3 separate regions of the Homo sapiens genome follow, and all the other regions are linked to region 3. A link is an interaction called in ENCODE POLR2A ChIA-PET data of the cell type or tissue named here. Cell type or tissue: Panc1. All regions are shown on one strand. Links, peaks and the distances in the headings refer to the core of each region. The heading gives the core; the rest is flanking DNA.

Region 1 (7,572 bases), core at 2,077-6,076, 450 kb after region 3:
TTACTTTATTGTAAGAATATAGTATATAAGATATATAACATAAAAATTACATGTTATTCGACTATTGATGTTATCAGTAAGGCATCCAGTCAAACTGATGTTATCAGTAAGGCATCCAATAGGCTGTTAGTAGATAAATTTTTAGGAAGTCAAAAGTTGTACATAAATTTTTGACGGCATGAGGGCCGGCACCCCTACCCCAGCATGGTTCAAGGGTCAGCTGTCGTCTGTTTATTCAAAGCAGGTTTGTTGAGACAAATAATTTTGAAAAGCATCTAGAAAAGTGCTTGGCACATCACATGTTCTCAAATAGCCTACAGATAAGCTTTAACTTTGTAGCTTGGCTCTGAAGGCTAGTCTTAATGGCAGGTAAATAACATGAATATTACCACACACCATGACAGTTCCGTGTGTATTTTGAGTAAATACTCAGATACACATGTGCAGTGCCAGAGGCTAAAACAGGATTGTTGTGGGCATTAAATTACTTGACATATGTAAAGGCCCAGCATACAGTCCAGCATATTATAGGAGCAGAGTCATGTTATATATTTACTTGTCTATAAGTTATTGTTAGGAAATGCATACATGAGTATAATTGGATGTTAATCATGGCTTGATTTTACTTGCCACTCCTGGTTGGAAAGCAGTATCTTGAAACTAAGCAACAGATGATGCCTAGAATATTGGGAGCATGCCCATAATAAGCCAGCAGGCCTACTTACCTGTGTCTCTTTGGCTGATTAGCTCATTGCCTGATAAAGTCCAGATATAGCAGGGATAATCTCCATCCAGACAAGTTAGTTCTAGGGCCTTGAACTAGAGTCCTAGTTTTCAACATATCATTTTGAAAACAATTAATGAAAAGGAAGATCAAGTAGAACCCTTTACTGAGCTCACCACCACTGATCAACACCATGATATAAACAATCCATAACTCATAGCATGTTAATCACAGTTCTGTATTGCCCTGTAACAGCAGAGGCTCCTCTCCCTATTTCTATTAGATGAATAAGCAAACTGACAGACATTTTGGCAGCCAGAAGACTTCAATATACAATTAATTCACACCTTGCCTAGTGACACCACTGGACATGGTGCCAAGTAAATTTGGCATTGCTGTAGAGTATGATGACATGTTTCCTCAGGTCTTAGTCAGATTGACTCAGATAGTTGTCTTGAGCTGGTCCTGAGCTAGCTCACTTCAAGGTGCTAGGATTGGGGGTTGGGTGGGTGAACAGAAAACTCTGGTGAAGGCTTTGGATTCAGTTTTATGCATTTTATATTATTCAAGTGAACAATTAACTATATAACATACCTTAGAGGCATATGCTTCATATAGCTGTTGTAATGTCCTTCCCAAAACACTCTTGGTGTCATTCATTAGTTGCTCACTCTTCCTCCAGCTTCTAGTTGTAGAGTCTAGGTACAGGTACTCTAACCCAGTCTCTCCACTTTCCTTGTTTTGTCTTTTAGGTAACTTATAAAAAGTAAACCTAACAGACAAAATGATTATGAATTACTAACATTTATTGACTGTTTTCCTGTGGCAGTAACTGTATTACACACTTTAATATATCTCTCATTTCTGTTTCATGGAAGGCCTCTAAGGAAAGGGATTTGCTCAAGCTCTTTGCCTCTTTCTTCACTCTTATCTTTGCTCCTCCCCAGAGAAGAAAATAAAAATCTGATTGGATATGTTCTAAGACCTTGGTTATACTGGTGGGTGGAGTCCCTGAAGTGGAAGTCCATATACATTGAGAGTGGCTCTTTCTGTTGCTTCCATGATCCATGTGGCTACAGTGGAGAGAAGGCCAAGGCCCAGACCATGCAGTTGGCTGACTGGATATGAGATTTGGGTTTGGGCTTCAGGAGAGGTGGAAGGTACTTTGAGCCCCTGTCATAAGCTGCATTCCTCAGCTCAGTTTATCCGAATACTCTGCCTTGAAGATTCAGGGCTAAAACCAAGTAATTAAGTAGGCCCTTTCCTTCCTTTACTGTTGTTTTCCATTTGTATATCTCCCTTGGATATCTCACAGGGAGGAGAGGTAGCTCAGCCAAGACAGCATTAAGGCATTATTGGATTACCTAGCTCAGCGTTTCTCAGTGTGCTCTATTCACATTTTCAGCCGATCATTCTTTGTTGTGGGAGCTGTCCTGTGCATTGTAAGATCCCTGCCCTCTACCTATTAGATGCCAGTAGCACTGCCAAGTTGTGACAATCAAAATTATCTCCAGACATTATCAAAAATCCTCTGAGGGCAAAATTACCCTCGGTTGAGAACCACTGATCTAGCCAAATACTTTCTAATAGCATGAACCCCACCATTAACCCCTAAACACTCACAGTGCACCAAACATTATAATATATACACTATTACCATACAACAGTGTCACAAACCCGTAAAAGCTGCACACTCTTCACTTGGTCCCCTTCGGTCTTATACTTAATTTAAGTGAACTCTTTCCTGCCCTGCTTATGCTTTCTTACAGGGTCAGGTCCTCACATGTGGCAGGAAACATGAAATTATTCTTTGGTGCTGACTTGATGGTCTCTTTCCTTACCTTTCTCAATAAATGTTAGCAGCTTGGCAACAAGTTGCTTATATTCTCTCTAACAGACATTGCTAAGTAATATGTCCATTCACTTGTGGCAAAAATGATTTTCCATATCAATCACAATTTGGTGGCCCACCAGTGAAGGGTTTGTGAACTATCAGTGTGCCGTGGCACACCAGTTGAGAGCTAGTACTTTTAAACATTTTTCCTGGGTGACTGTCTCTAATTATGTACTCAAGAGTCCTCAGTCTGTTTCTAGCCCAGACCTTTCTGCTGAGGTCCAGAGAAACCTAAACTCAAAGATGTCCCATTAACCCCCAACTCCGTATTTTTGAAACCAAATTTATAATATTTTGCTCCAAATCTGCTCATCCCACACTATTAGGGAACATATTCATGCAGTCTCAGAAGCAGAAGCCTAAAATTATTTCTTTCTTTTTCTTTCTTGTTTTGTTTTTTGTTTTTTTTTGAGACGGAGTCTCATTCTTGTTATTCAGGCTGGAGTGCAATGGCACGATCTTGGTTCACCACAACCTCCGCCTCCTGGGTTCAAGCAATTCTCCTGCCTCAGCCTCCCATGTAGCTGGGATTACAGGCATGCGTCACCATGCCTGGCTAATTTTGTATTTTTAGTAAAGATGGGGTTTCTCCATGTTGGTCAGGCTGGTCTTGAACTCCTGACCTCAGGTGATCTGTCTGCCTAGGCCTCCTAAAGTGCTGGGCTTACAGGCGTGAGCCACCACGCCTGGCCAACCTAAAATTATTTCTTAACATCTCCCTTTCTCCTACTGGCTGCAGCCCATCCATCACCAAGTCTTCTCAGCATGTCCTTCTTTCTATTTCCATGACCGCTTCTTTAACTCAGGTCTACACCTCTTCTCACCTGTAATGCTGCAAAAGTGCTCCTGGTCTCAGTGATTCTAGGCTGCTCCCCATCCATCCAGCCCTCATAGTACTGCCAATGGGTTTCCTAAAGTGCAAATCTGACCATTCACACCCCTGCGTGAAGTCCTCCAATAGCTCCCTTTCAATGTCAAGTTCAAACCTTGTAGCTCAGCACACAGACCCCTTGGCTGTCCCCACCTCTCTAACCTCACCTCCGGTCATCTTCCTGTATTCTCCTGAAGTTCCAGCAATACCAAACTACTTTGCAACTCCCAAATTTCCATGTTGCTTCTTGCCTCTCTACCTCCTCATTGCTCCTTCATTGGCCTGAGATGCTCTTGCACATCCCTTCTTTTTCCAGCTACTTCTTAATTGTTCTTAAAACTTAGCTCAAAAATTACATCCTTAGAGAAGTTTTCTGGGCTCTCTGTTCCCCAGTGTTCCACCTATGCCCTTACCACATAACTGTGAGGTCCTTGAGGGTAGGAACCATGTTTCGTTCATATTTATATTTTCAAAACTCCACACAGACCTCTGTTGAGCTCAGTAACTGAGGAAAGACTGACTACTGCCTTGAGTATATCTGTGTTCTGTAGCCTGAAGTTTACACAAAAAGCTTGACACCAACCATTATGGCAAACCTAAATATCCCAATTAAAGGGTGAAAAAGTAGTTAAAGCTTTAGGAGAACCCATGACTATAATGCAACACAGCATTTAATGTCTTTGACACTGTACAACAGGCCAGTGGCCTACGTACCAATCATGGCAACAGCTGCCTCTGCTTCCAAACAAACCGATGTTAGGCAAACAGTGCTGTGTGTGACCAGGTCCCCCTTCTCTTTCTCATAAGGAGCAGCACATGCTCCATTTTCAGAAAAAAATAATCTGCCTTCTTTACTCTGTCAGTCTTTCAAAGGATGTTGGAAGTGTTCTGTTAGGAAAAGCCATGATGTAATTAAAAGAAATTGCCAGCTCACAGAAGCTGTCAGCTCAATCCCACTTCTGTGGCTACCAGCCTTGCCCCGCTGAGAACAGTGAATCAGGCCCAAGAGGGGCTGCTCAGCTCTTTTTCAGGGGGAAACTCCGTCACTCAGAAGCCTACCCCTGCCTGGGAGTTTGGCCGATTTGCACACTTTAACTTCCTTTATTTGTAAAGGGAGGAAAGAGAATGGACATTCCCCTTAGGAACTTCGCAGTGAGCCAGGCCAACTCTGTACCGAGGCTGTTTGCATGCAGCAGTCCTTCCATTTCATTTACCTACCAGTCCACAGCTTTCCCTTCTTCATTTCTGCATGAAATTGTTGCTGCCCCCAGCACCCCAAAGAGGCCAAGGAAGAGCAAAGCAAAGGATGTTCTTAGCAGTCTTGCCATCATTTTCTGTTTCATTTATTTCATGCCACAGCAGGACACTTTCCCCATAGATTGTGGAGTCTGAGTTTCAAGGCGCTCTCAGGCTGTGCTGGCTCTGACGTTTGATTTGATTTACCTGTGCTGTTCGCTGTTCGGGGCATTTTCAGAGTGGGATGGATCCCATGTAATTGTGCGATTCTGTCACAACATGCCAGCGTGACTCTGGATGCCTTTGTGCTGAATTGTTGACTGGTTTGCAAAGTCATCAAAAAGTTCTGCAGAAAAATAGGGAAAGATAGTTCACTCTTTGGAGTGAACATTGTTGTATGAAATTCATTGGGCAGGGGGACTTCATTTTAATAAGTAGATGTTAAATATATTTCATGTCTTCTCCTGTTTGACTCAATGAATGAGAGCAAATGCAGGTGGTTCGTACATTAAACAGAAATGATAAAACCTTATGTCTTAGTAATAATTAGGATCTGTCACTTAATAATCTCTGTCTTAAGGAACCAGTTGCTAAGGGATACTTCAAAGGGTTGCTTCAAAGTAACAGTAAATTTAACTGTATTTTACCAAAGATGTTTACATATTCTCTCCATCTTCCTGGTTTTAGCCACTCAATGTGGTGCTTCAGGCTGCTATGCAATAGGTAAACATATTGATCACCCACTCTTCAGGTTAATAAAAAATGTTACAAACATCTATTTTGCCCAAACTATGCTTTCTCATTCTCGAAGCTGAATCTGAAGTAGAAAACCAAAATAAAATGGCCCACTACCATAACAACTATAAAAAGGTGAGACCAATTTCTTTGTGAATCAGGGAAGGAGTAGATAGACATATGAAAATAATTTCTTTAATGCATACTTTTGCATCAATTATTAAAGCTGCCATCATAATAAATAGCAGTTTACATCATGCCTGGAAATAATGCTGCCCCTAATCTGTCTCTCTGATAATCACAATGATAACTATAATAGTTCCAGATCAGAGGATCCAGACCAAACTGAACCCTTGTAAATCAGATTACCTCTGTGGTTGCACTAGAACTGTTCACAATTCTCAGGATTCATAGAAAAGGGGAAGGCTTGTGTCTCTATCCTAAGACAGAGTTTTGGGAGGAGGACTCTGTACCACCTGCCCAATTACCTGTGGTGCCTGCAAAAAAGGCAGAATTCTAGGACTTATTCCAAACCTGCTACATCAGAATTCTTCCAGTTGGGCTCAAGAATCTATATTTTTAATAAGCTTATTGGTGATGCTGGTGTACCCTAAAGTTTGAAACTCACTGCCCTGAGGCCAAGACTATGCTGTATTTGGTAGATTCACAGCTTTCTGCAGGTTAAATGAAGAAATATTTTTCTTACCCATTCCTCCATTGGTATTATTATTATTATTATTTTGAGATGAAGTTTTGCTCTTGTTGCCCAGGCTGGAGTGTACCCACCTCGGCCTGGGAATCCATCCACCTCGGCCTCCCAAAGTGCTGGGATTACAGGCATGAACCACTGTGCCTGTTCTCATTTTGTTTTATATATTTTCTTCCTGTGTTCAGAAAAAAGGATTTCAACAACCCCAACCTTTTTGTCAATTTTTAAAAGTTTTTTTAAAAATTATCAGCTGGACGCAGTGGCTTATGCCTGTAATCCCAAAACTTTGGGAGGCTAAGGCAGGAGGATTGCTTGAGCCTGGGAGTTCAAGACCAGCCGGGGCAACATAGCAAGAATGTATCTCTACAAACAATAAAAAAAAAATTAGTCGGGCATAGTGGCACATGCCTGTAGTCCCAGCTGTTCAGGAGGCTGAGGTGGGAGGATTGCTTGAGCCCAGGAAGTGGAGGCTGCAGTGAGCCATGATGGTACCACTGCACTTTTGCCTGGGTGACAGAGTGAGATTGTCTCAAATATATATATATATGTATGTATGTATGTATGTATGTATACTGAGAGAGAGAGAGAGAGAGAGAGAGAGAGAGAGAGAGAGAGAGAGAGAGATTACTCTTCTCTGTTAAAGTAAACACAGAGTCTTGCTGTGTCGCCCAGGCTGGAGTGCGGTGGTGCAATCTCAGCTCACTGCAACCTCCACCTCCCACGTTCAAGTGGTTCTCCCACCTCAGCCTCCTGGGTAGCTGGGATTACAGGTGCCCACCACCAGGCCCGGCTAATTTTTGTATTTTTAGTAGAGATGGGGTTTCACCTTTGGCCAGGCTGGTCTCAAATTCCTGACCTCAGATGATCTACCCGCCTCAGCTTCCCAAAGTGCTGGGATTACTGGTGTGAGCCACTGCACCAGGCCAAAATAATTTTATTTATTTACTTATTTATTTACCTGTGAGACTTTTTGGTATTACAACTAATAATAGAAACATACCAGTAGGATTCACTGATGCATTTAGAGAATGTAAGCAAATTGTTTTCAGTTATGTAGGGCTAAAGACAGTTTGTTGAGTAGGATTTAAAATCATTCCTTTTTTCTTCTCCTTATTACACTTAGCACAGTGCCTGGTAATAGTAAGTGATTCATAAATGTTAGCTAAGATTATTCTTACTACAACCTGAGCTTTTCCTGTAAGGTGGTTGGGGGACATCTGTATTAGAATGATATTTGCTAAATCCAATTTTATTTCAAGGTCTGGGAAGACACTGTTAGGTTGGTTTCTTTCAGATGTCACTTTCAATAAACTTCCTTATCTCCCATTATTGCTAACCTGATCATGCTGGTTGTCAGTCAACAACCTTTCTTATGCCATCACTACTGTGTCTAATATTGTACC
Region 2 (7,572 bases), core at 2,077-6,076, 700 kb before region 3:
CGCTGAATCTGTGTGTGAAAGGCCCTTCTGTTTAATATTTTAGTTGCAGTGCAGTTAATAAATCCTTGACTTTATTCTAAAAGTAGAGACAAAGTTAAGACTTCTCCAGGAGACTAAGGAATCTTAATATTTACATGAGGGAAATATACACAGTTATAATCCTGAAAATTATGCAATTTCCAGTCATTTAAAAATCACCACAAAATCTTATTCTTATAAAAATCTAGCTTAAAGCACATTCTCAGTCAGAATTCTGGCTTTAAAAATATTCATTGAATAAGAATACTAGAGGTCTTTGGAAAGTATAGGACATGATACTGATCTCTTCTCCCAGTAAAAGAAAGCTGCTTTAGAGATTAAAAAAAAAAAAAAAAAAAAAACTCTTACAATTTCCTTTTTAGGAAAACTACGAGGGCCTGTACATTGGTCTTGAGCTGGCCTCTCTTTCAGGCATGAATAGATCTAAATCACTGTGAGAGATCTTAAAGATGGTCCTTAGGAAAAAGAAGCTATTGTGAACTCAGAAAAGAGGAATGTTCCATTTAGTGCTCAAAAGAATGGTTGAAAACTAGTGGAGGACATGTTGGTGCTAACATTTAACAAATGAGTTCCATGGAATGCTGCTAAGTGAGATGTAACATTGTGTGAGCAGCAAGTATAATCTTCAAGCCAAGATGTCCAGGGCAGGCACAGAGGCCTGGGCTTCCTTATGAACCAAGACAGACAACTCCCAGCCAGAATCCCCAGAAAGTCCCTCCATGGAGAGTCTGGCAGACTAGCTCCAACTCTGCAGCCTTTGAGCTCTCTCACTACAATGTTTCAGAAGGAAGGAGAGTCCAGATCACATATCCAGTTATGTAGCACCTGTGACCCCTTAGTGGCCCATTGCCTCACAGTAAACACTACCACCAATATTGCTGACAGTCCCCAGATGCAGTGGATTCATACAACAAATATCAGACCTCTAGACTGTACTGTCTATCAGAAATGAAGAATCTGTTCATGCCTCTGACCTCCAATTTGTGCTTCTGCCAAGTGCAGTGAGCATCTGCAGGCCTGTGTCTGTCTGCCTGCTGTCTATGGTTAGGTCAGCAATAGTGCCCTTTGCTGGTAACAAACCTCTGGGCCTCCAGTTTCTTCTGGCCTCATCTTCATAGTTAGGACCCAGGTCACTCCCTGTTTCTCACCAAGCAACTACATGATTTCTAGAGATCCCAAAAGTTTTAATCTTGAACAGTGATTTTGACTCTTTCAGAAGACTGGTTAGCTTTAGGAATAAAAAGCAGAGTAAAAAATTCACTCTCTGGCTTTTCCAGTATTTACTGCTGTGTAATAAACTACCCCCAAACTTAGTAACTTAAAACATGGATTTTGTGGGCCAGCAGTTTGGCAAGCCTCCTCTGAGTGATTCTACTGTTCCTCCTGGAGATGACTAAGGTCACTTATTGGTACCCAGCTGCTAGCTTGGCTGGCTGAGCGGTTCTAAGGTGACTTTACTCACACATCTGGTACCTTGGTAGGGGTGGCTGGAAGTGTGAGCTCACCTGGGACTATCTATTGGAATACATAATGTGGTCTCTCCAGCACCTTAGTCTCAGGGTGGTTGGATATCTTACATGGCAGCTGCCTCCCCTCAGAGCAAGAATTTCAAGAGAACAAGGAGGAAGCCCTCTTTTTTTTCTCATCTAGCCTCAAAAGTCCTGCTACATTCTGTTGGTTTCAAGCAGTCATAAGGCCATCCCAGATGCAAGAGGAGAGAAGTTAGGCTCCATTTCTTGATGCGAGGCTACCTATAGAAGAGCTTAGGAAATTTTGTTGAGGTCATCTTTGGAAAATATAATCTACTTTGGCCTTCAACCTTGTTTTACTTACTTACTGTTCAACTGACTCTGAATACCTGATTCTTGTCCAAGAGTCAGTTATTTTGTCTACTCAAAAGCAAGCTTCTTCCTCCCTTCTGGTCTCCCTTCTTTCCTTTCCACCTAATTAAGAGGCCTGCTTCTAAGAAGCTTCCCACAGATCATCTAAAAGACAAGGCAGAGTTCATGGGTCTTAGCTGGAACCAGCAAGATGATATGGGTCAGAGGAAGATATAATGATGATGAGAAGAATTAAGGGAGCTTCCTTGAGGAAGTGGCCATTATGCTAGACTTCGTTGGACAAGTAGAATATGATACATTGAGAATAGGGGAGAAAGGCATGTCATTCCTACATGAGCAAAGGCACAGCAATGTAGAAATGAAAGGTATATTGTACGAGGAAAAGCTAAGAGTACTAAAGAATTGGGGATTCAGATTCTATAGCCGTTGAGAAACCAGGTTTTTAAGTTGTGTTTTAAGATGAAACTCTGATAGCAGTGTGGAAGATGCACTGGAGAAGTGAGATTGTAGAGAAAAAAAGATGACCAGAGTATGTAGAGGGCTAGTGTATCCAGGTGAATGGAAAGGAGAGGGCTTTCTTTCTCTTCTGGTCTATAAAAGAAACAGTAGCCATGACTTTTTCCAGAGATAATAGCTGAAACCAGTACTATTCATCACTAGATTTGGGCCTTCTTTCAGCAAAGATTTGTCCAGTTGTATTTGGATTGGATATTGGGTAGGACAAGTTATCCCCTTGGGATTTCATCCCACCTCTCGCACCCCTTTCCCAGTGAATCTATGCCTCAGCCTCCTTGGAAACCTTCAATTTCCCAAGTCCACTTCAAACTCTTGCCCTAGCTAAGAGGGCCCAGACCCTCAGCTGTTTCTTCCCCAATCCTCTAAACTCTCTTTTTTGCCAACCCATAGCCATTCCCTGAGCATGCCATGCTCTATCTCACTGCCACATGTTTGCATATGATCATCTCTCTACCTTCTTAGCCATCAGTTAACACCCAACTGAAATGTCACCTCTGTGAAGCACGATGCATAGGCTACTGCCTTCTGATCTCCCAAGATGTTCTCTCTTCTGTCATAACATCTGTCCCATTTTAGCATCATGTGTATTTCATGTTTATTTTTGTGGATTAGACTGAGCCCCTTGAAGGAGCAGAAAGCTCCTTATCATCTTTGTATCACTAATGTCTCTCATAGGCCCTAGCACGGAGTAGGTGATCAGTAAATGTTACAAGAAGGAGTGAAAGTTGAAACTTCACTTAACTCATATTGGTCTGTGTTTCTGATCTAGAAATCCTAACACTCTGAATGAGCAAGGGGTTGGTTCCATTCTGTGCAAACAGTGGTGGTTAAGTGTGCTCAGAAGAAGCTGGGTTTCTGTTGACATACAGTTACCGAAGTAATCTGGGAAATTAGCCAGTGAAAACCAGCAGATCCCAGAGTAGTAGAGCTCTGTTCACAAACCTTGTTTATTTCTAACAATCCGTTTCCCAGAGGTATCATGAGCAGCCCAATTGCCATGTCTCTCACACCCCAGCAACTATTAAAACCAGCAATTCCCTGCCTGGTTTCAGAGTGCAGAGCAGCCCCATGTAGTCCCCTGGATTGTCAGTAACATTTTCTTTTCTGAAAGCCTGACATTCATGAGTAGTTTAGGTCATTGTCAACTTCTGTGGTCACCTTTTAAAAGCTAAGGTCATACATTCATAAAATCCTTCCTGACATTGTGTGGATAATAGCAGGTAACTCAGCTTATACATAGACTAAGCCCTGAAGAATGCTCCGTGGGCAGAGCTCAGCTTACTTGAGAGAACTTTGTTTGCACAAGGTTTCAGAGCTTGGGTAGAGAAGATGTTTTCCTTTTTACCAAGAACTCTGCCATGAACAGCTTTATGTAATCCAGTCAGTGCTAGCAAGTTGTTGCTGCTTTCAAATGGCTAGAGCAGATAGATGACACGTCTGCCTTCTTAAGCCTCAAGTTAATACATACGTGCTCAGGGAGAGCCTCTAAATGGTGTGTGTGTGTGTGTGTGTTTTTTATTATTACTTACTTGGGTTATTCACTGGGCTTATTAAACAATGGTCTGTAAAGATGTAACATTTTGCATCTTCCTGACTAAAATGTTTGACTTAATTTTACCCCCTAACACCCATGCTGCCTCTCTCACTTAATTTCAGTTTCAGATGTTTTCACCTCTAAGGAGACACATTTATGAAAATGACAATTTTTAAAACATACCGATTATGGGCAATTCATCACAACACCAAATAATTCTCCCCTTTAAGGGGAGCTCTTAATTATCCTTTAAGGACGGAGCTCCCTATTTTAAGAATCACCAAGAACTTGGAGCAGAGTAGTTCAGGAGGTGGGGTGAAGGGAGAGGGGCCTTTGGAGTGGGCACACTTGGCAGCCTCATGCTACCGCTGCTCCATTGACCAGAACCTCTGGGCCTCAGCTTTTCTTTGGATGAAACCCTCATCACAGATTTGGTATAGATTGAATAATGTAACCCTTAGAAGAGTCTCAGCAAAGATTAATTTCTGTCCTTGTTTCCTAGACAGGTCATTAGGTCTTGGGAGGGGTGAAAGGAGCAGAAAATTTAAACTAAAGAGTTAGGAAACAGTGGTAGTTGGGCATATCTAAAATATAGAATATGTAAATATGTAAATAGAATCCAATTGACGGTAATTTGACTTGCAATTTCCCAGGAACACATCTACTATACCAGACATGCTGAGGATTTTATGACACTGTAGCTACATTTAGTCACCATTTTAAAGAGCCCCTTGGCAGTATAGATTCTCTAGCATCATAGAATATTCTATTATAGAAATTAAAGGTCTGGAAGAGCTCTGGGTTCCAGTGAATGGATCCCCAGTCGAAGTGTTAATGATATAAAACTTGTCCACTTATATTTACAAATGATTACTTAATCACTCTTCCAAGGTGGGAAGAATAAACTCATTCTACTGAAATTTAATTTATATGATTGAATGAGAAATAAGAGATTAACTCATATAAATTAATGCTGAATATTTTTGGAATATCTTCTTCTCTTAAAGCTCAAAGACACTCTTATTTCTCTTAACTCCTTTCTTCATCACTGATGGAAGTTTTAAAAACGTTTGTAATTTAAAAATGCAAAGCACAAAGAACATAAATATTTGGCAGGATATCCAAGATTCAGGCTTAACAGAAAGCAGGAGAAAAGATAACAGCCCTTGATGATGGAAGCAGAGATGAACCAGGTGCCTTCCGTGTCCACTTCATGGTCTACATCTAACACAAGAAGTCTACATCTAACACAAGAGTGGTATGGTCCCTGAGCAGCAGCATTAGCATTCCCTGGGAACTGTGAATAATGTAAAATCCCAGGCCTCTTTCCAGATCTATTGAATGAGAAACTGTGGCAGAGGGGTTCAGCAACTCTTGTTTAAACAAGCACTCCAGGTGGTTCTGAGGATGGTAAAATTTGAGAACCTTTAGTCTAGAAGGAATTTTGAAGAATAGAAGGACATAACATTTAGAGTGGTGTAGTGTAATAAAAAGTTTATTCCATGCTGAAAGAGAGACAAAAATACTTAGCAGTCTGTACAGTGCTTAGATAATATGGCTTTTGACTAAAAACCTTTATGAAAACCCATGCTTTCATACAGAGTGACAGTTTTAGGAAAAATCTCAAAAGTTCACTTTTCATAGCTTGCCACATAATACAAAAATGTTTCAACTGCCCAATTTGAGTTCTAGCCTAAGTCTTTTCTGTGGAACCAGTTCCATGAAATATTTAAAATATTTATGTAGAACAGGAGTTCGATGCCCAGATATTTTCAGGGTACCCCAGGCTCTGCAAAATGAAAAAGGTTTTCTTGCTAAGTCTTATAATAAGGAGACCTGTTTCATTTTGTGTGATCCAGTGCTCTGGAGGACTTCTCAGAGCTTACACTATGTGAATGTAATTATGAATCTCCAAAAGAGGATATTCACTTTTGTGTATGGTGGCTCTTTTAGTTTATGGTGTTCCTCAAACTTCTGTGAAGCATCTCTTAAGACCAGAATTCTGCAGAATCCATTTTGGGAAATGCAAATCTAAATTATAGAATGATAGAATTTCTGGCTTGGAGCTATTCCTAGGGATCAACCAGTTGAATCCCTTACTTCTGAGCACCTGGCTTGCTGAAAGTCAAAGTGAATTATTCTGAAGCTACTCTTTATCTATAGTTTGTGTTGTTATTAACCCTTGCAGATATGAGATTCTTCTTTAAACATAAAATTTTATGGATAAACATCCACCCCTTACACATGTGTACATGGATGAAAATAGGTAAAATGTTTTACACTGGTTAATTAAAAAGTGACCTAATGCTGGGTAATTATAGTACAAGCTTTGGAGTCAGATGCCAGCTCCATTATTTATACCAGTAAAACTAAAGGGTGAGTTAGTTAAACTCTTCAAATATCAGTTTCTTATCTCTGAAATGTGGATGACAATTATACCTACCTCCTGGGTGCTAATGAGAGTTAAACAAAATGATCTCTGTAAATGTTCAATAATGTTAGCCACTGTTTTTATTGCTTGATTAAAATATACATAATGAACAAAAGTTACAACAAAATTCATAATGCTTTTAAAGAATTTGTATTTTATTAAGTCAAATTAAATATATTTTGCCACATGGATTTGAAAAAAGGTATTGCATATAAGTGTAAGACATTATTCATTCTACAGTGTTTGGTATGCAAATCAATTTGCAGATCCTTAGCAATAACAGCTATATTTGGGGTTTACAGACTATAGGTTAAGAACGAATGGCCTGTGTCAACTTATTTTATCTACAAATAGACTGTCTATTTTTAAAACATTCACTTCAGGAGAGAACCCTCAGCTTTCTTTGTTCTGTTATTCCTGTGTTTAAACTCCTTTGCAGTTAATTTTTTATAGATCTCTTGGGACATGTTCAAAATCCATTTCCTCTGGTCTTGTCTTCTGCAGACCTGGATGGCCAGTCAGCATCTTCCTCACAGGAATATTTTATTCAGAGTAAAAGCTCTTCTTAAAGAAACCTCTCTATCAATCAATTGCTGTCAATCACTCTTGTGCCCAGTATTTGAGTAGACATCTTTAGATAGACAGAAGTGTTAAACCACTTTTGTCACTTCGAGGAACTTATAATGTAGTTGATGGAATGCAGTCATAGAGAGTATTCAAATGCTATCCTGACAGTACTGGTTGAAAATGTGCTTGATGTTCGGCAAAGGACAAAATCAATGTGGGAGAGTATTTGTGAAGCCCTGTGAAGGCAAAAGCATGTTTAGTGCAAAAACACTGAATAAGGAATCAGGACTAAGGTTCTAATTTACATTTCCAGACTTTGAAACAAACTCACTGTGTGACCCTGGGATAGTCTCAACTTCTCTAGATCTTAGTTTTCATATCTGTAAAATGGATGATTGAATTAGGTTCTGCCTGGTGCCAACCTCTGGTAGAAAACCTTTATCTACAATGTGCATTCTCATGTTGAATGCTTACACAGCCCTCTGACGTAGGTACTATTAGTAGCCCCATTTTTGAAATGAGGACATTGAGGCTCAGTGAAGTTGCTAACCTGCTAACACATAGCCAGTGAGTGGTGGTTCCAGTACTCCTACCAGGGTGTTCTCCACTCCGGCCTCTTTCACTCTTAACCACAAGGCCAAATT
Region 3 (7,572 bases), core at 1,536-5,535:
GTGGACCTAGGGATCAACACAGAAGCTGGGATAAGGGGTAAGGGAACCAAGAGTTATTGGCAGGAGTCATCTTCCCTCCTGCACTGACAGTTGTCCCTCCAGCCCAGCCACCTGCTCTCCCTCACCACCAGATTGTTGTTAACTCTGCAGAGTATGTGGCGGAAAGATCCCATTACCTCAAAGAATCAATACTGTTGAGAGATTTGACCAAGTTCACTTTGTAAATTACTGCAGCATTGTGGCTGCAGCTCTGGACCTTCTAGTTCCTGCTTCTTCTAGTGGGTCCCAACTTCTTGCCTTGGCAAAATATACCTGTCCTTGGATGCCTGAGTGACAGTGAATCACAACAGGCGTTGTTTTCATCAAGTCAGAGAATTTACTGCTCAGTGGTGAACCTATTTTATTCTTTATGTTTTTTTCTGCATTTTATATTTTCTCATCATAAACATTTATTGACTACCTTGCTAGGTTTTAGGCAGTGTACTAACTATGAGACATGGCCTCTACCCTGAAGGCACTGTGAATCTGTGCTTGCTCTAGTGGTTTATGGTTGTCAGGAAATGACCAAGATTTATGAGTCAACGGTTGTGTCACATGAGAGATAGATGACATGGAGGCAGACCTGTTCTGTGTGGCTTTTCCTGTGTGTGACTAATAGAGAACCCTATTTCCAGGCTTATTTGAGGAAATGAGAAATGTACTCAAAAAAGATAACTGAAGGCACAAAGAAATATACATAAGGGCTGAATGAGGGGGCCTAGGCTGAAAAAATGCTGTGGGCTTGGATGGTCCATGGAGGCCTCTTTGAGAAGGTAGAATATAAGCCTGATTTCAGTGTAACAGGTGGAGAGGAAAGGGGAAGGCATTGCAGATAGGAGGAAAGGCAGGGTGGGAGACAGGTATACATATGTCTAGGGAGGCCATGCCAGGGCCGTGGGTAGAAAGGGGAGACTGGGCAGACTGATTTCTGGAATAAGGAGTTTGAATAGTAATGACAATCTGGTTTGAGAGACATAAGGGAGCCAGAGACTGGAAGGCCTTGGATCCTAGGGTCCTGTGGACTTCATTGTCAGATATCTAAGAGAGACTAGGCAGATAACATGGGTATATGAATTGGGTCTGGAGTGGATATAAGGAAATAGGGAGGGGTGGTGCCTGTGGCTAACTAGACAGATCATGCCCTGTGTAAAGACAATCAGTTTCATTTTTTGTTAAAAGACCATGCAGGCCCAATTAAATAGGCCTGTGGCCAGTCTTCAGCCCACAGCTGAACTGCCTCATCTGGCAAGAAAGAGCCCATGTAGGATCTTGAGTGTTGAGAAGGTGGGAGTTGCAAAATGCAAAGCAGGGTTTTAGAAAGATGAGAGGTGGGTTGGAGAGGGAGAGATCACTTAGGAGACAATAGGAGAGTCCCCAGGATCTGGGGATGGGAGGTAGCTCAGATGCCAGAGAGAGGCAGAGCTGGTCCATCATGGTAGATGTTGTAGGAAGGCACATTTGTCAGCAGCAGCTAGAAGGCCCATCGGGGCTGCAGGGGAGGAGAAGAGAAGCAGGCCAGTGGGGCGTGAGCTTATGGAAATCTGGCAGGAGGCAGAGAGAGAAGAAGCAGGAAGAGGGATCCATCATGGGAACTAAAATTCAGAGGCAGGGTCAGGCAAGAGCAACACTTAATCAAGCCTTGCCACTTTCCCCAAGGTCTTTGAGCTTTGCCCTGTCTCATTCCCCAGCTGACCTCCCAATCTTTGCTTTCTTCATCTGGCATGAACTCCCTTAATTTCCCTTCCTTCATATCTGAGTCCACCTGCACAGGTCACATCCTTACCATCCTAGCTTTTCACTAGGGCTCATTCCTTCCAGCCAGGAGCTGGGGGATCCACGAGCCTACTCTTGTCCTTATTCTTGCTTTCCTATGAGCTTGATCGTTCAAAAATGTAAGCCCTGACCTTAACTCCCCTTCTAACTACTGCTCTGTCTCTCCCTCCCTTCACTACCAGACTTTTGTTCTTGGTTTTTTTTTTTTTTTCTTTTCTTTTCTTATTTAGAGATGGGGTCTCCCTATGTTGCCCAGGCTGGTCTCAAACTCCTGAGCTCAAGCGATCCTTCTGCCTCAGTCTCCCAAAGTACTGGGATTATAGGCACGAGCCAGTGTGCCCCGCTGATTTTTTTACTCTTGTTTATTTTCTTTTCTTAATACTTCAAACCGTAGTAAGCTAGCTTCTTCCTATACTACTCTAATACTACTGTGTTTGATTAAGCCACCATTGTCTTCCTAGTTGCCAGATTTAGTGATCTACCTTGACCTTCCTGTTATGTGCCTGCTTGCTTCATGCTCCCTTTGATAGTGTCTTCCTCCTTCTGTTCCTTCTCTGCTGCTTGTCCAGTCTCTCCCATTTCTGACCATCTCTGAAATGCCCTTTGTTCCTTCTCCTTTGGGTCCCCAAGTTCTTTCCAGGTGATTTTACTCCTGCAGCTTGAACCAACCCCTCCATGTGAACGTCTCTCAAAGCAGCCTCTCCATCCTCAGCCTTTCAGGAGATCCCAATCTCTGTTTCCAGCTGCTGTCACGTGCACACCTGGATGTCCTGGAGGCACCACAAGCTTCAGCTGCCCTGCAGACCTGCTCTACCTGTTAAATAGGATCTCTGCAATGGGTTTCATCTGCCTTGCCTTCCAAGCTGGAAGTCTTGGTAGTACCATCTCTCTCACCACCTATAACCAATTAATCACCAAATCTAAAATTATTCACCAAATTGGCTGGGTATAGTGGCTCATGCCTGTAATCCCAGCACTTTGGGAGGCCGAGGAGGGCAGATCACGAGGTCAAGAGATCGAGACCATCCTGGCCAACATGGTGAAACCCCATCTACTAAAAATACAAAAATTAGCCAGGCGTGGTGGTGCACACCTGTAGTCCCAACTACTCGGGAGGCTGAGGCAGGAAAATCGCTTGGGCCCGGGAGGCTGAGGCAGGAAAATCGCTTGGGCCCAGGAGGCAGAAGTTGCAGTGAGCTGGGATTGCACCACTGCATTCCACCCTGGTGACAGAGCGAGACTCCAACTCAAAAAAAAAAAAAAAAAATTAGTCACCAAATCTACTTCAGTGGTGTCTCAGATCCTACTACACGCCTTTAGTCCAAGACTTGCTGTGTGTTGCTAACGGTCATCTCCGTCTGGATTCCCTCCTCCAGCATTTTCTTGCTCCAGGCCTTCCCCCACCACCAGCTGAGGCATTTTCCTAAAAAGCACAGTTAGCTCTGATCTTTTCTTGTCTACTCTTCCAAACTGGATAAAGCCCAAATTAGTTGGGATTACAAGGCTGCTTTCCCAGTCCTGTTCCCAGCCTCCTTTTCTATGCACTCCCCTCACACAGCCCCTGCTTCTGTCATGCCAAGCTTCTCACTGTCCTGCACATGTGCAGTGACTGCCTGAGGCTCCTCGAAGTTTTCTGTAGCATGGCAAACTCCTGTCCATCTTTCAAGATCCGACTCAAGAGTCTGCCTTCTCTATGATATTTTCTCTGACTCCCCAAGGCAGAGTTGATTATCCAGTGCTTCTGTAGTATACTATTTATATATTAAAAGAATTAACTCATAAAAGTAACCCACTCTATTAAAATTTATTTGCTAAGTGCCTCTCTTACCCGACTGTGAGCTTCTCAGGGACAGGACTGTGTGTGTGTGTTTTCACTTGTACAGTGCCTGGCACACAGTAGGCACTCAGTAAATGTTTATATAATGAGCCAACAAACATGCTTATTGGGTGGGACCTGGGGTGGGAACTGGCAGTTAGTGGAGGGTCTGGTCACAAGAACAAAGGTAAGAGGGACTGGGAAGGAGAACGTGGAAGAGAATCGACATTTATGAAGCACTTTGAATTGTCAGGCATTTTTATGGATAATTGTCTCATTTCTAATAACAGCTCATTTCTAATAACAACTCTATTGAGAAAAAAGGGATTTTTAAAAATTGACCACCACTTTGTGCCAGGCATTTATACATACTCTGTTTAATCCTCTTAGAAGGTGATGCTGCCATTATTTTAAATCTGAGGAAATGGAGGCCCAGAGAGATGGAAACCTGCCCCAGGTCATATATCAAGTTGTGGTAAAGGCTCCCCCTGCCCCAGGGCATACCCTCCTCCCAGTGCTGGGAGCCACCATCTCACCAGCCCACAGCGGGTGGGAGAGGCAGCCTGGGTGACAGTGGTTCTGGGCTGGTCCACCCAGACTGGCTCAGCCTGGGTCCTTGTGCTGATCGTAACTACAAGAACTCGTTCTATGTCACCTGGGACCCCTCTTACTAACTCTGCGCATCAGCCATGAATTGCTTCCTGGAATGCAGGCCTCCTGTGTCCTGGTTCTAACCAGTGGTTATCTTGGCCTGAGCCGGGGGGATCTGTGGTACAGAGTTAGCCTGGGTCTGGAATTGACTTCTGTGAGTGACCCAAAGGCATGAAAGATTTCTTTGGTTAGGGTTGGGACTAGAGGTTGGGGGATCTCTAGAGTCCCTGGTGATTGTTAGTTTTGTTTCTTTTTTCCCTTTCAAGGCAACATCTGGCTCTGTCACCGAGGCTGGAGTGCAGTAGTGCAATCTCGGCTCACTGCAACCTTTGCCCCTACCAGGTTCAAGCGATCCTCCCACCTCAGCCTCCTGAGTAGATGGGAGTACAGGCGCACACCACCATGTCCAGCTATTTTTTTTCTTTTTCTTTTTCTTTTTTTTTTTTTTTTTTTTTTTTGTAGAGACAGAGTTTCACCATGTTGCCCAGGCTGGTCTCAGTCTCCTGGTCTCAAGCGATTCTCCCACGTCAGCCTCCCAAAGTGCTGGGGTACAGGCGTGAGCCAGTGCTCCCAGCTTGATTGTTAGTCTTTAACTCCCTCCTTTGTGCGGTGGCTGGTTACATGGGAGGGGGTTCCATCAGGACTGCTGACAGCCTGCTACATAATTTGTGGGTCTTTTGTTCAAAAGGCAGGGGAGATGTGCCACTGAAGGTACTAAAATATAAAGCTCTCTCCCTTCTTCCGCCTGTCTCCTCTGCTCATCCTCATGCTCCTCTGGCTCCCTTACAAAATACAAGTTCAAAGAGAAAATTGTTGAAGATTTCAAGAACGTGACAGCAGAGCTGTCAACCAAGTGCAGGCCCTTCTGAGCACAGATCTGCGTGATCACACAGGGCCGCCCATCCGAGAGGCCGGCCCTGGAATGCTTGGCCTTAGCTAGCCTAGGACCAACCCTACTATGATCCAGGGAGCTTCAGGAGACTTAGATGTCATTAAATTAGCTCTCCTGGGATCATGAGGGTTAGAGGGTTAGCTGTGTACCTTGCCTCTGATCAGCCTCCTTGGTTTTGAGAAGTATTTTCGTTGAGGCCTCTTTGTCTTTTCTAGGGCTGGTATCTTTCCCCAGGGTGAGACTCCTTATCACCAGGCTCGAGCACTAGCAGGAGGGACACTGGTGCTACGTGGCAGAGACCTTCTTCCAGTTATCTTAGCAACTGGTGGATCCCAGGGACTCCCCTTAGAGTTTCTACATTATTGGGCTTTCAGAACTGGACTCACCAATGAGTCAGGGAGACAGTGTTCCTGCTCTCTATCTGTGCTGAGTCTGCCTATCTGGGCCCATGACAAGGCTTATGATAAAAGTGTTATATCCAGAACAGTCTTCCTCATGACTCAGTTTACAGCCTCAGAATCCTATAAATAGGCCCCAGACCAAAGTTCAGGACTTTTCTTTCTTTCTTTTTTTTTTTTTTTTTTTTTGAGATGAGTCTCACTCTGTCACCAGGCTAGAGTGCAGTGGCGCAATCTCGGCTTACTGCAACCTCTGCCTCCCAGGTTCAAGCGATTCTCCTGCCTCAGCCTCCCGAGTAGCTGGGACTACAGGTGCCCACCACCACGCCCGGCTAATTTTTGTATTTTTAGTAGAGACGGAGTTTTACCATGTTGGCCAGGATGGTCTGGATCTCTTGACCTCGTGATCCGCCCGCCTCAGCCTCCCAAAGTGCTAGGATTATAGGCGTGAGCCACTGTGCCCAGCCAGAACTTTTTATACAAGTTAAATAACTCTTCCCTTGGAAGGTCAGTGTTTTCCTCCCCAGGATATGTTCCAAGCTCCTTGGTTCTAGGGCATCTTACAGTTAGGCCTGATGTTCTATTGAGGGATCTCTAGACATTGTACTGTTCTGTTGAAAGATGCTCCAGAGACGTACTGAGTTTACTTCTGAGGGTCCATATGTTGCAAAACATGTAGCAGAGTTCCTAGGATCTGCGTGACTGCTTAGACATCCCTCTGTGACTCCTGACATGTGGCAAACTTAACGAATGCTGTCTCACAGTGGAGCTCTGTGCCTTCTGCTGGGACTGGGAGAACTAGTGAAGATGCTGAGGTGACACAGCAGACCCAGGTTGTTCTGGAGGCTCTACCTGAGTTTGCATGCAGCTTAGAAACTAAAACTGTGTCTTCTCAGTTGCATGGAGTGGACTCTCAGAAGGACATAGAGATTGTCTTACAAGAGGTTAATGCTCATTTATGGGGTGTTAACTGGACCCTTCTTCATTTGTTCCAACTTGGAAAGGAAATATTGTGTCTCTGGTCTAAGGCAACTTGCAGCTCAGGGAGGGTAGCTTTTGGGTGAGCCTGGAGAATATTTTGGCTTCTCAATTCTTCTTTGCTGGCCTCTGCATGACAAGGGATCACACAGGGCCTCCTGGCTCAGGGAGGCTCTGTGAATGTGGTCCACAGGGACAGTGCTAAGAACCGACCACTGGATTCTGTACTTCTGTTATTTGGGAGGGAAAGTGGCCAGCCTCAGGGCCCAGCAGGGGCATTCTGGGGTTCTTAAGTTGAAGGCTTTCTTGGCGGGACCTGCATTTAAGGTGAAGGAAGCTATATAAGATGGTGGCTGGCCACATCCAGATGGACAACACTTGTCCCTTCCAACAGCCACTATCTGAGCTCTGCAGTGGGTGGAAGGCTTAGGTGACTGGCAGGCTGTGGCCAGGCTTGTTGGACAGTTCAGTAGAGGGAAGGAACTGGCTAGATCTGGGCAGACTCACAAAGGCCCATGCCTGCTGTTCAACGTGGTGTTAAGGGAGTGCTGCAGACAGACCAGTGTTAAGTGGCAGCTCCTAGATGACAGGGCAAAACTGCAGTTCCCACAAAAACCTGGGCCCTAGAATAGTGCCCAGGAGCCAACAAGGAAGGGGTGGGACCTAGGCAGGAGATTCGGGGACCACAGATGCTACTTCCTTTAGCAATCAGGTGCTTAAATCCACTTTGGGCCCTGTAGTTAGAAGTCAGCGTCAGGGAAACCTGGCAGCAGTTAATGAGGCCTGGCCATGGCTGTAGGCCAGGTTGGGAATCAGGAAGGGTAGATGCATCCTCTGGAGTGATGGTAAGTCCCTGAAAGACTGACAGGAGTTGAGGAGGACCCTGGCATCAGCAGAGCTAGAGTACCATTCAGGCTACCCTGGAGACCCCAAGTAGTGGAGCTAGGATATAAAACAGACACCCAGGTCCCAATCAGCAGGCACAGCTGAGGACAGGGGGGTCTTCAGATTCCCTGATAGGAGCT

The links. Peaks named below come from ENCODE experiments on the same cell type or tissue, not always from the same donor. Only the 100,000 strongest peaks of a DNase experiment are listed, where the experiment ranks them.
Region 1: POLR2A ChIA-PET joins it to region 3 with 5 read pairs; 1 of 35 experiments calls an interaction of 5 or more read pairs at or near these places.
Region 2: POLR2A ChIA-PET joins it to region 3 with 8 read pairs; 1 of 35 experiments calls an interaction of 5 or more read pairs at or near these places.

The regions. Positions count from the first base shown.
Region 1 is chr1:84,395,825-84,403,396 of GRCh38, reverse strand. It overlaps DNASE2B (deoxyribonuclease 2 beta), which reads right to left and starts at 4,913. Exons shown (of 6, transcript NM_021233.3): 1 at 4,708-4,913; 2 at 1,319-1,496. The coding sequence starts at 4,832. In Panc1, for the core only: a CTCF peak has its summit at 2,201; no DNase peak of the experiment used is centred there; H3K27ac peaks cover 314 bases.
Region 2 is chr1:85,547,085-85,554,656 of GRCh38, reverse strand. It overlaps a transcript of DDAH1 not described here. Among named protein-coding and RNA genes, the nearest start is that of CCN1, 30 kb to the left of the region's middle. In Panc1, for the core only: no CTCF peak of the experiment used is centred there; DNase peaks (open chromatin) are centred at 3,456 and 3,666; H3K4me3 peaks cover 816 bases; H3K27ac peaks cover 4,000 bases.
Region 3 is chr1:84,847,559-84,855,130 of GRCh38, reverse strand. The region is part of intron 2 of LPAR3 (lysophosphatidic acid receptor 3); the gene reads left to right. Among named protein-coding and RNA genes, the nearest start is that of LPAR3, 42 kb to the left of the region's middle. RefSeq lists an enhancer at 459-708. In Panc1, for the core only: no CTCF peak of the experiment used is centred there; a DNase peak (open chromatin) is centred at 3,070.